Regions from separate parts of the Mus musculus genome. Here regions 1, 2 and 4 are each linked to region 3. The links are chromatin contacts, found by POLR2A ChIA-PET in ENCODE. All regions are on one chromosome and are shown on one strand. The core of a region is the stretch at or near the end of the contact, and the rest is flanking DNA. Distances in the headings are between cores, read along the strand shown. Region 1 holds the start of Ddx41 (DEAD box helicase 41). Region 2 holds the start of Mxd3 (Max dimerization protein 3). Region 3 holds the start of Grk6 (G protein-coupled receptor kinase 6). Region 4 holds the start of Lman2 (lectin, mannose-binding 2).

Region 1 (2,700 bases), core at 161-2,660, 91 kb before region 3:
TTGAAGGTCAGAAGAGAGCATTGGATTCCACAGAAATGGAGTTAGAAATGTGAGGCACCATATAGGTGCTGAGAATCCAATCTGGGTCCTCTGCAAGAACCAATGCTCTTGGCCTGAGCCACCCTCCAGCCCTGCTAAATGCCATTCTTAGCAAGCGTCTGCTAGGCTCTGCAGTTAACCCATACTCTTCTCCTCCCCCAAGGGAGCAGGAGCCAGACCACAGGCTCACAGCTCCTGCTTCTCAGCCTGTTTCATTTTTAGGAAAGGGAAAACAGTTGTAGCCTTTTCTCTGTATTGGTTAGCTTTGTTTTTCACACTTAAAACTGCTCTTTAAAATTCCAGTTGTGGCAAGAGTTAAAGTCTGGTCAAGTACCTACAAAGTCTAGCTTTGGCCTTCAGCACACGGTCACCAGCTAGGTGACTCCTGACTTTCTTTCACATTCCCCACCCCTCCACAATTACTCTTCCATTATGAATTCCGGGTGTTTGTTTCTTTACCATGAGTTCTTACTGTGTAGCCCCAGCTGGCTTCAAACTCAGATCTGCCTGCTGAGTGCTGGGATTAAAGGTGCATGCAACCACCTGGCTTTTGGATTTTAATTATTCTTCAAGAGAGGCTACTTGCTATGAATATCACGAAAATTGATTTGCACTTCCTTTGTGATTTCATGCTAGGTATTGTGATTATACACAATCCCAGCACTCATGAGGTTGAAGCAGGAGGATCACCACAAGTTTGAAGCCAACCTTGGCTACATGGCAAGACCCTCTCTTAGGTTAAAAAAAAATCATTTTATTTCTCCCAATCTCAGAACACTTTGGCACTCCATGGTGATCGATGCACCTATTACAGATAAAGACTTGGGAAGGAGCAGCCAGCACTAGCTCTGTCTTTCCTCCTTAAAGTAGGACTCCTAACAACCTGGGCCCGTCTCCTTACCTCACACCAGCCCCTGAGATCTCTGCAGATGCCCCAAGGAATCTGGTTATTTGCTCTACACTCTCAGCCCCTTTCCTGCTCTCTTGATGGTGACTCCTCCCTCCACTAACTCGAAAACCCAGATCCAGCATCTCTTCTGTGCTATCTCTAGCTTCCCAGGTGGTCACTCTGAGATGTATATCATTTACACACATAACATACAAGGTTAAAAAAGACCTTGACCATTATTTTACTTCTGACCCGTCGGAACAGCGGTGTTATCTCACGTTAATGAATAATATTTTGCGAGCACCGCTTGCAGGGCTGAAACTCCTGGCCGCCAGAGGGCACAACGCTCCCCGGGAGCGTGCGGGAAAGGACAGCGTGCGGAGGGTAGGGCGTGTTCAACAGATTCATCCTTTAACCCACGACTTGGATCTTCTGCGCATGCTTCAAATCCTCCCGCTACCCACAAGGCTTCGCCAGACCCAATTGGCTCCGCTGCGCGTCCGTAAACGCGCTGGAAGAAGATTGTCCCGGTTCGCGATCCGGCGCTCACGCCGTTGCTAGGCGACCACAGCAGTTTTTCCTATCTGATTGGAGCTCAGATGCCCTGGCATTGCGCATGTGTGCAGCCTAAGATGGAGGATTCGGAACCGGAGCGGAAGGTGGGACTGAGGTTTGGTCCACGCGAGGGGGTGCGGGCAGGGGGAGGGGCCGCGGCTGACTCGGGTCTCCGCAGCGGGCACGCGCGGACGAGGCGACCGCGGGTGGGAGCCGCTCCGAGGACGAGGATGAGGACGACGAGGACTACGTACCCTATGTGCCGTTGCGGCAGCGCCGGCAGCTACTGGTGAGGGGCCGCATCCCTGGTGCAACGGCGACATGTCCCCGGCCGTCAGCGGGAGGGGGGATCTGGGGAGCTGTAGTCCTACCTTGGGTCGTGGTTCTGAGGAAGACCAGGGACTAGTGAACCTGAGTTCCGGACAGACGTGCGCCTCAGTGCACACGATCCCCTTCCCGGAAAAAGCCCTCCCGGGTGCTGTGCCCCCTCACCTGCTGGGTCCTGGGCTTGGCTCTGAGGGACACTGCTGGGACCTCAGCTCCAGAAGCTGCTGCAGCGAAGACGCAAGGGCGCTACGGAGGAAGAGCAGCAGGACAGTGGCAGTGAGCCCCGAGGAGATGAGGACGACATCCCGCTGGGCCCTCAGTCCAATGTCAGCCTCCTGGATCAGCACCAGCACCTCAAAGAGAAGGCTGAAGGTGGGCCTAGCAGGAAGGAGAGAGGACGGGCCTAGGCCGCAGTGCTCCTGCTTCTCTGACCTCTTCGGCTTCTTTTCTCAGCACGCAAGGAGTCCGCCAAGGAAAAGCAACTGAAGGAAGAAGAAAAGATTCTGGAGAGTGTGGCTGAAGGCCGAGGTACCATTATAGTTGGTTCAGAGCAGAGGTGGACTGAGCCACCTCCTCCCGATTTCAAAGGCGAGACCTCTTGGGTGGTCTTGCTCATTGAGCCATGTCTGTCTCCTCAGCCTTGATGTCAGTGAAGGAAATGGCCAAAGGCATCACCTATGACGATCCAATCAAAACTAGGTATGCCTTTCCAGTAAGTATATGAGGTTGGGACTGGCAGTGGTACCCTGACGCCCTGCTGTGCGGACTGGGGAGGGAGCTGCCCCACCATACTCTACCGTGTTGCCCTCTCCTGCCCACCACCTACCCATAGTTGGACACCCCCGCGTTATGTCCTGAGCATGTCTGAGGAGCGGCATGAGCGAGTTCGG
Region 2 (2,700 bases), core at 184-2,683, 120 kb after region 3:
CTGTTACCTATACCTCCTAGGATGATTCTGAGATGATGTGGCCTCCTCCCTCTGCTGGAACTTTCCTTGGAGAACCTTTTGTCTCCGTCCTGTTCTGAGGTCAGTCTCCTGGGTAGCAGATGTATGATGTCTGTGCCTGCACGGTGCTTGCGTGAAACCCCGACATTTGGGAACTGGAAGGAGTATCAGGAGGTCGCCATCTTGGGTTACATAGCAAGTTTGAAGCTAGATTGTTGCACATGAGATCCTGTGTCAATTCGCTCCTCCTTCTCTTCCAAGGGGAACGCACAAGAGCCTGACTGCTGACCGGAGCTGGGCAGACCTTCCGGTGTCTCTCTCCATAGCCACCAGGCCTTTCAGTCTACAAACTGTTACACAGTAGCCGCAACTCTTGGATTTAAAAAAAAAAAAAAAAAAAAAAAGGCGATTTCCCTTGGGAAGACAGCCTCTTCCGAAGGGGCCTGATTGGCACGTGACTGTGTTTTCCTAAGGCCATCTGTTCATAGTGCCCCCTCTCTGGTCCACTTGACTCTCAGAATGCCCCATCATTCCTGACTCATAGGTATGGCTACCCCTAGTGGCTATCCAGGAGCCTCCACCGGATGGCTAGCAGAGCCTTGTTCTAGATGCCACCCCGCCCCCCAGGGGCTGTCTGGTTGCAATGGCCCTAATGAGAGACGTATGTTTGCTTGCTGGCATTAGTTGTAACCACCGCAACGCTGTCTCACAGTACGCGAGTTGTCGTCACACCTAGCAGTGGCCGCTGAGGAGCTCCAGAACTCAGGGTGAGACAGTGTGTTTCATGCCCTGGCTTGGGAAGCTATCAACAGCCGACGTTTTCACGACGCCATTAACCTCCCTGCGAAGGACGGGAGAGCTAGGAGGGATTCCCATTCGAAGACCAATGAAGGGCAGATACGGGGCGGCCCGTACCGTGTCCTGCGTCCGCGCCCCCAACACAGGCGCGTGCGCATCGCCGTCTCTCGTAGCTCGCCCCCGCCCTCCTCGTCCGGGTTTTCAAATTTGAAACCGGCAGCTTTTCCCGCCCGAGTCGGGGCCCCCGCGGCGGGAGAAGGCGGGGCCGCGCATCAACCAACCCAGTCTCCGAGGCTCGCGGCCCGCCCGGAGGATGTGGCCGCGTCCCGCGCGCACGTGTAGCCCAGGCCGGCGCCTGCTAGGACCGGCGCGATTGCCTGTCGCAGGAGTGGGGCAGCTTGCAGCGCCCGGTGTCCGGGCTGCCTGACCCGGCGGAGGGTTCTTCCCTAAAGCGCAGAGCAGCAGCCCAGTTCAGCCTGGGCGGGAAGAGGCGGGCTGGGCTGGGCAGGGCGGGGCGGACGGGGTTCCCATGGGCGGGGCGGGGAGGGGCCAGGGCGGGGCGACCGGGGGCGGGGCGGGCCCTGTGCTTGTGGCACCGTGTCAGTTACATTGAAACAAAAGTGGTAAGGCGGCTGACAGGGCTAGCATCCCTAGCCCGCTGGTCGTCGGCTGTCGCCGACATGGAACCCGTGGCTAGCAACATCCAGGTCCTGCTGCAGGCAGCGGAGTTCCTGGAGAGGCGCGAGAGAGGTGAGGACAGACCCCGCGCGCGGGCTGAATTTGGCTCCCAACCTGGAGGGAGCAAGGCTGGAGGGCTGCTGGCGCGCTGCCGCCCGCACATCTATTGGAGTTCGCAGGCAGCCGGGCAGGGAGTGACTGGGGAAAGGGTCCTGGCGCCAAAAGCCTTTCCTTGACTTCGCCGTGCCAGGGGCTCCAGCTGACGGGCTGTGTTGCTGTGTTCTCTCTCTGGCAGAGGCAGAGCACGGTTATGCGTCCCTGTGTCCACACCACAGCCCCGGGACCGTCTGCAGGAGGAGGAAGCCACCCCTGCAAGCTCCTGGCGCGCTGAACAGTGGGCGGTGAGCAGGGATGGGGCAGTGTAGGGAGGGATGCTGGTCCTTAGCTGTCCCATCTAACTCTCTTCTCACTTCCTTGTTTGTTCTTCTGGCCCAGGTACCCTGCTCCATCCGCCTTTTCTACACACACACACACACACACACACACACACACACACACACACACGGCCCAGGTACCCTGCTCCATCCGCCTTTTCTACACACACACACACACACACACACACACATCACATCACATCACACAGGTCATTCACACTCCTGAATTGTCTCTACTACAGGCTTCTGCTTTTCTGTTCTTTTGCATATTCTGTTTCTTTAAAATAGTTTCCCCTCTACTGATTTCTCTGACAGGCTTATTTTTTGATCAAGTGTCACATCTGTCCAGGGAGCCTGTCTTGCCTGGCTGTCAGGGGCGAGACCCCGCAAGTACCTGGGCAAGTGTCCTGTATTTTTTGGTGTGTGTGTCTGATTCCTTTAGTCACTACCTGGGGTGTGGTGTCCTAAAGGAACCCAGGCCCTCACGAAAGGCTTCCTTGGCGCAGCTATCTGTAGTGAGGTCTGAGCTGCACAACAGCCTGGGGTTGAGGATTTGCACAGTACCCTCACTTGATCCCCTTGGCATTCACAGGTCTGTGCACAACGAGCTGGAGAAGCGCAGGTGAGTCCCAACCTGGCTCTCAACAGTTCCCGGTCTCAAGGACCATCTTTCTCAGACCTTTCCTCCCTTGCCATCCCTCTGGCTAGGGAGGTGGGGCTGGTACTGCCCTCCAGACTCCTTCCCTTGCAGGAGAGCCCAGCTGAAGCGGTG
Region 3 (2,700 bases), core at 135-2,634:
CCAGCCCCTGAGCTTGATAAGGGACAGGAGATAAGATTGCCTCCCTTGGGCACTAGGGATCCAACCTGCCCATCCCATTTCCAGGTAACACCTCTCTGGGTGTGACATGCACCAAGTAGGCAGAGGACATCAGGGACTGCGGCACACTGGGGACTTGTCTGAGCTACCTATAGACTCTACTGGGTATCTGCCTGACCCTAGGTCAATTACAATCTCTGATCTGAGCTTCAGTTTCACACCTGTAAACTGATATAGAACAGCGAAGCTGAAGGTTCCTTCATCATGGAAACCCAGCAGAAAGTGGAAAGCTGTCACTGTGTCCCTCCCTGGAGTTCCAAAAAGAAAAATCTTGTTGGTGTTTGCCCACCAGCACCCTGGACAGAGTAGGGCACTACAGGTATCTAATGATTATGTCACTCTATGTCGTTTGTCTGGCTCTAGTCATCTAGGACCCATAGAGCCAAATAACATCTGGAGTGAAACCAAGGAAGAGCAACTCCGCACCATATCCATGTGCGCGCACACACTAAGTCGACCAGACTGGCTTTTAGCCCTACAGTCCTTATAGCCCGTTATGCTCGTCTCTCATTTATTTCCCCGGTGCATCTGCCCTAGTAGGTCAAAGGCTTGCTAAATGCCAAAAACGTTACCCATGCACCCGTTTTTAGTGCCCAGAAGCTCCAGGTGAGTGGTGGTTCTGCATGTAATGTGTGTGTCCAGAAGTTTCCCCCTGTCGGTTGGGTTGTCTATACAAAGGCTCGGCTCATTCATTCTCTAATCTTTACCGATTACCAACTTTGTGCCGTTCAGGGCATCTGGGCCTGGGGCACGTGGGGCACCTTCCTGCCTCTCACGTAGAAGAGGCCTCACACGCATTCCTCTGGGGCTCATGTTCCACCTTTTCCCTTCCTTCCCTTTCTTCTTCATCACCCCCAAACCCGACTTGAGGCCCATGGCGCGACCCCCGCCCCTCCTGGGCCCCGGGTTCCGGGGGCAGAAGCGGAGGGCCGGAAGGGCTCATGTCTGCGCTTAAGAGTCCGGGTGCAGACTCCAGGGCACGAGGATAACTGGGGCCCGGACGCCTCATGGAGCTCGGAGGTCGCGCGCCCGCGATCCCCGCGCCCAGGCCTGGCCGCCCGCCTGCCTGGCCTCACCTTCCCGGGCCTTGAGTAGCACCGTGTTCGCTACGATGTTCTCGAGCTCCATGGGCTGCAGCGCCGCCCGGCCCGCCAGGCCGCGCCGCCGGCCGGGACCGCCCACGAGAGCCGGAGCCGATGGCGATCGGCGCGGCTCGGCTCGGCTCGGCTCGGCTCGGCTCGACTGACCGCGCCGCGGCCTCCGGGCCCCACCGGCCTCCGGGCCGCCGCCGCCCGCCGCGTACTCTGCGCCCCTCCCGGTCCACCGGCGCCCGCCCCGCCCCGCCCTCTGTTTACTTGGCTCAGTCAATGGGCGAGCGGACGCTCCCCGCGCCGGACTACTATTGGTCAGCCTCTTTCTCTTGCCCCGCCCACGGAGCCGGGAACTCGCTCCCTGCGGAGAGGGGGAGGGCCCCGTTGCGTCGCCGATTTCTGGTTGGACTGCGGACGGGATTCGGCCCCTAGGTTCGAATTTCTAGGCCTTCGTAGGATGCCGAGCTGCCAATTAGGGCCGAGCCTCTGCCGAGAAATCGGAGGTGGGGCCTCTCGGGAACCACGCCCAGAAGACCCAACATCTGATTGGATTAAAGACGTGTCGACCATCCAGCTTTGCGATCTGATTGGGTGAAAGGATGGGGGCGTGGCTGTGTGTCTGGTGCGCCGACGGGATTTCTAGGGTTTTGTTGGGGACACGCTGTGTCTCCTGCCGGCTATCAGGTAGCTTGGTTAGAATGGGTGTCCTGCCGTCGTCCCTTAGGTCAGCTGCTTCAGAAGGGCGCGCTTCCAAAGCTAGCAGAGGACCGAAGGAAGCTATTGCCTTCCCAGCAGCGCTTGCCTCCAATTCAGCCGCACCCCGCACCCCCGTACCCCGCCCCCGCAGCCGGATGTTGTGATTTCTCCCCTCCCACCCGTCCGGCGCCTTCGGCCTCTGCTGCCTTATAAGGCAGCGCAACCACCCCAAGTCGTTGAGGATGAGTTCACACCCATTGTACAGGTGGGGACCTGAGGCGCTGGATGTTGAGTGGCTGGCTGCACGCGGAGACCGGGAGTGGGGGGACAGGTCCGAATTTTGCATCTCATCAACACAGTGTAGTTCAATCCCCCACTTCCTCATCACCACCCCTTTTCGCACAGCAGGAAACGGAGGCTTGCCCAAACTCGGGAATTAAGGAACAACCGGATTCAACTACATGTTTTTGATCCATATTCATTCATTTTTGAAAAAAAATATATATATACTGCCACTGCTTTTTTTTCCCAGGCACCCAGCCAGGTGCCGGATATAGTGGTAACAGCAAGAAAACCAAACTCTCAGTGCTTACGTGCTAGGCGGGAAGAAAGGTGGTAGCTGTCCTGTAAGTGAGCACATTAATGGGTGGTTTTAGAATGAATGCTACTAAAACAAAGAACTAGAGAGGACGCTTTGTGGTGCCTCGCATGCCCCCCCCCCCCCCGCCCCATGTCATTAAAGGACCAGAGTGGTCACAGGCTATGACTTTTGAGCAAATCAAGAAGCGGCACCACGCCTAAAGTTAAGTTTGGCGAGGACTAAAGCATAAATGTT
Region 4 (2,700 bases), core at 68-2,567, 83 kb after region 3:
CACACCAGAAGAGGGCATCAGATCTCATTACAGATGGTTGTGAGCCACCATGTGGTTGCTGGGAATTGAACTCAGGATCTCTGGAAGAGCAGTTAGTGCGCTTAACCATTGAGCCATCTCTCCAGCCCTATAGCCAGATCTTATGGAGGCATTTTCTCAACTCAAATGTTCCTTCCTTTCTAGCTTGTGAAACGTTGACATAAAACTAGCCAGCACACTTCTGCTGGGCGGTGATAGTGCACACCTTTAATCCCAACACTTGGGAGGCAGAGGCAGGCAGATTTCTGAGTTTGAGGCCAGCCTGGTCTGTCGAGTGAGTTCCAGGATAGACAGGGCTATACAGAGAAACCCTGTCTCAAAAAACCAAAATCAAAACCAAAACAAAACTAGCCAGCACACTTTTTACTGAACACAAACTTTTTTGGGGTTTCCTATCAACATCACTATTACATACAATTTGTTAAGTGTTACATGTAATCTAGAGATGATTTAAAGTATATTGGAAGGCATGCATAAATAGCACATGTCTTTAATTCCAGTGCTTAGAAAGGAGAGGCGAGTAGATCTTTGTGAGTTCAAGGCCAGCCTGGTGCAGTAAGTACGCCTAATCCTTGGGCCATCTCTGCAGCCCCTGAAATCAGGATTTCTAAGGTAAATTTAAGCTCCTTTTTTTTTTTTAAAAAAAAATAAAAATAGTACTGGCAACTAAACTTTTTCCTAAGTAGATTAATAGGTACAATAGAATGGTATCTGGGCTAGAGACCACAGTGTTCAACTATCCGGAGCCAGTTGTCCTGGGTCCTTCCACACACACTTGGTGTGTCAACAAGAACTGATACTTTTTGGAGTCAGATGTCTTCCGGCGTTCCCTGAGGTTCCAGGTCAGAATCTGATCTGCTCCTCCTGCTTCTATCTGACTGCTGGAGTCATTGCGGGGTAGAGGAGGTCCTCAAATAACTGGCCTCTTTTAAGTCTCCAGAGGCGTGGTACTAGCTTGAGGTGGCCTAAAGGATTTGCCCCACCCACCGAGTCACTCCAGTGAGGCTTTCCCACTGTACTGGAAAGGTCACTTCAAAGTCACCATCTTTTCAGAAGCTTAGGACTGAGCAGGGTGCTCGGCTTGCACAAGCAGACCGCGAAACTACAAGTTCCAGCATGCTCCGCTTCGACGACGCTGCTCGCTTTCCCCCGTCCCAGGAGAGACCTCTGCATTTCGTTGGCCTGCAAGCCTAACGTGCTGCTCCATGATTGGTTGGATCCCCTTGTCGCTCATGAGAACCCTCGGCCGTGGCCGGCTGTCAGGCGACCAGGAACCTCCAAAGTTATGGAGCCGCGCTCTACTGGGATAGGAGGCTGGCCAGCCAATAAGGCTGCCATCCCGCTGGCGGCGAGGCTTTCCTTCTTAACTCTCCTGTGATCCTAGTTTGGAGGGCTTCCGGCCGGAGACCATTAGAAAAGACACCCGGAAGGCGGAAGTCTTAGGGCGGAAGTGGCCGAGAGAACAAGGAGAATGGCGGCCGAGGCCTGGCTTTGGCGCTGGGGCTGGGGCTGGGGTCAGCGGTGCCCAGGGAGGCCTGGGCTTCCTGGCCCCGGCCCGAGCCCCACGACATTTCTACATTTGCTTCTGTTGCTGGGGCCGGTGGCTGCGGATATCACCGACGGCAACAGCGAACACCTCAAGCGGGAGCACTCGCTCATCAAGCCCTACCAAGGTGAGGGAGGCCTGTAGCTGAGGGTGAGGACGCGGGCCGAAGTGGGATGGAGGAGGGCATGGCCCGTTCTGTCGAGCAGAGCAGCGCAGCGCAGTAGATTTCTGGCGCGGCCCTCTGAGCACCTGTCCACGTCCGTCTCTGCCCACAGGGGTCGGTTCCAGTTCCATGCCGCTCTGGGACTTCCAAGGCAGCACGATGCTGACGAGCCAGTACGTGCGCCTGACCCCGGACGAGCGCAGCAAAGAGGGCTCGATCTGGAACCACCAGGTGAGGCTCTCCCAAGAGGCTGAACATGACCGTTCACTGACACAGTAGTCCCTGCCTCGTCAGCAACCAAGCTTAGTAGATACACGTGCTCCTTTTTTTTCTTGTCCTGCCGATTTTTCTGTCCTGGTCGCACAGATCGTTCAGAGCGACTTGTATAGTTACTGTATGTCAGAAAGTGTGCGTGACTCTTAAAACACTTTCACCTCTTTCTTCAGAAATCACACAAGGTAAGTAATGATGTCTGCTTTTTTGATGGCTTACGAAGCAAGAAGCCAAGGTGCAGAGTTGAACATCCCTGAAGTCATAGAACAAGAAATGAGTGGAGTTGTCAGACTAAATCGAACCCACTTAATCGAGGGAAGGGCGAAACTTTATCCTTACGGCCTATTTTACTGTGTGTAGGGTACTGACCTTGCCAAACCTTACCAGATTTAGTTCTCAAACAAGGTGTTTGGAATGAATAGATTTCGTGACTTTATGCTGAGGTAGTATATAGCCACCGAATAGAATAAACAGTATTTCAACTGATCTTTCTGATCTCCACTCTTATCAATTCCCTTGATACACCCGATGCCTCCTGGTTAGCAATGGGAGAACCCCCCTTCAAGATATTTAACAGTCCTAGTTACCTTTCTCTGTGCTAGGTTGAGAGTCTTGTTAGCTATATCTACACTGAACTTACTGGCTGTGGCCTTTGCCTTTAGAGAGCAGGGAGCCAGAG

Evidence for each region. ChIA-PET counts read pairs that join two places held with the same protein, here RNA polymerase II (POLR2A).
Region 1: POLR2A ChIA-PET joins it to region 3 with 15 read pairs in Patski. The contact joins the promoter of Ddx41 here to the promoter of Grk6 in region 3. POLR2A ChIA-PET finds 5 or more read pairs at or near these places in 3 of 5 experiments (Patski and embryonic stem cell).
Region 2: POLR2A ChIA-PET joins it to region 3 with 24 read pairs in Patski. The contact joins the promoter of Mxd3 here to the promoter of Grk6 in region 3. POLR2A ChIA-PET finds 5 or more read pairs at or near these places in 4 of 5 experiments (Patski and embryonic stem cell).
Region 4: POLR2A ChIA-PET joins it to region 3 with 12 read pairs in Patski. The contact joins the promoter of Lman2 here to the promoter of Grk6 in region 3. POLR2A ChIA-PET finds 5 or more read pairs at or near these places in 4 of 5 experiments (Patski and embryonic stem cell).

Annotation. Positions count from the first base shown.
Region 1 is chr13:55,535,368-55,538,067 of GRCm38, reverse strand. It overlaps Ddx41 (DEAD box helicase 41), which reads left to right and starts at 1,410. Exons shown (of 17, transcript NM_134059.2): 1 at 1,410-1,587; 2 at 1,662-1,772; 3 at 2,023-2,182; 4 at 2,264-2,338; 5 at 2,449-2,509; 6 at 2,643-2,700. The coding sequence starts at 1,561. Gm46416 (a long non-coding RNA gene) reads right to left here and starts at 2,073. Exons shown (of 5, transcript XR_003950651.1): 1 at 1,976-2,073; 2 at 1,181-1,868.
Region 2 is chr13:55,328,464-55,331,163 of GRCm38, reverse strand. Mxd3 (Max dimerization protein 3) reads left to right here and starts at 1,433. Exons shown (of 6, transcript NM_016662.5): 1 at 1,433-1,566; 2 at 1,790-1,895; 3 at 2,521-2,550; 4 at 2,680-2,700. The coding sequence starts at 1,497.
Region 3 is chr13:55,444,015-55,446,714 of GRCm38, reverse strand. Grk6 (G protein-coupled receptor kinase 6) reads right to left here and starts at 1,384. Exons shown (of 16, transcript NM_001112711.2): 1 at 1,155-1,384. The coding sequence starts at 1,206.
Region 4 is chr13:55,361,400-55,364,099 of GRCm38, reverse strand. It overlaps Lman2 (lectin, mannose-binding 2), which reads left to right and starts at 1,317. Exons shown (of 8, transcript NM_025828.3): 1 at 1,317-1,712; 2 at 1,861-1,979. The coding sequence starts at 1,511.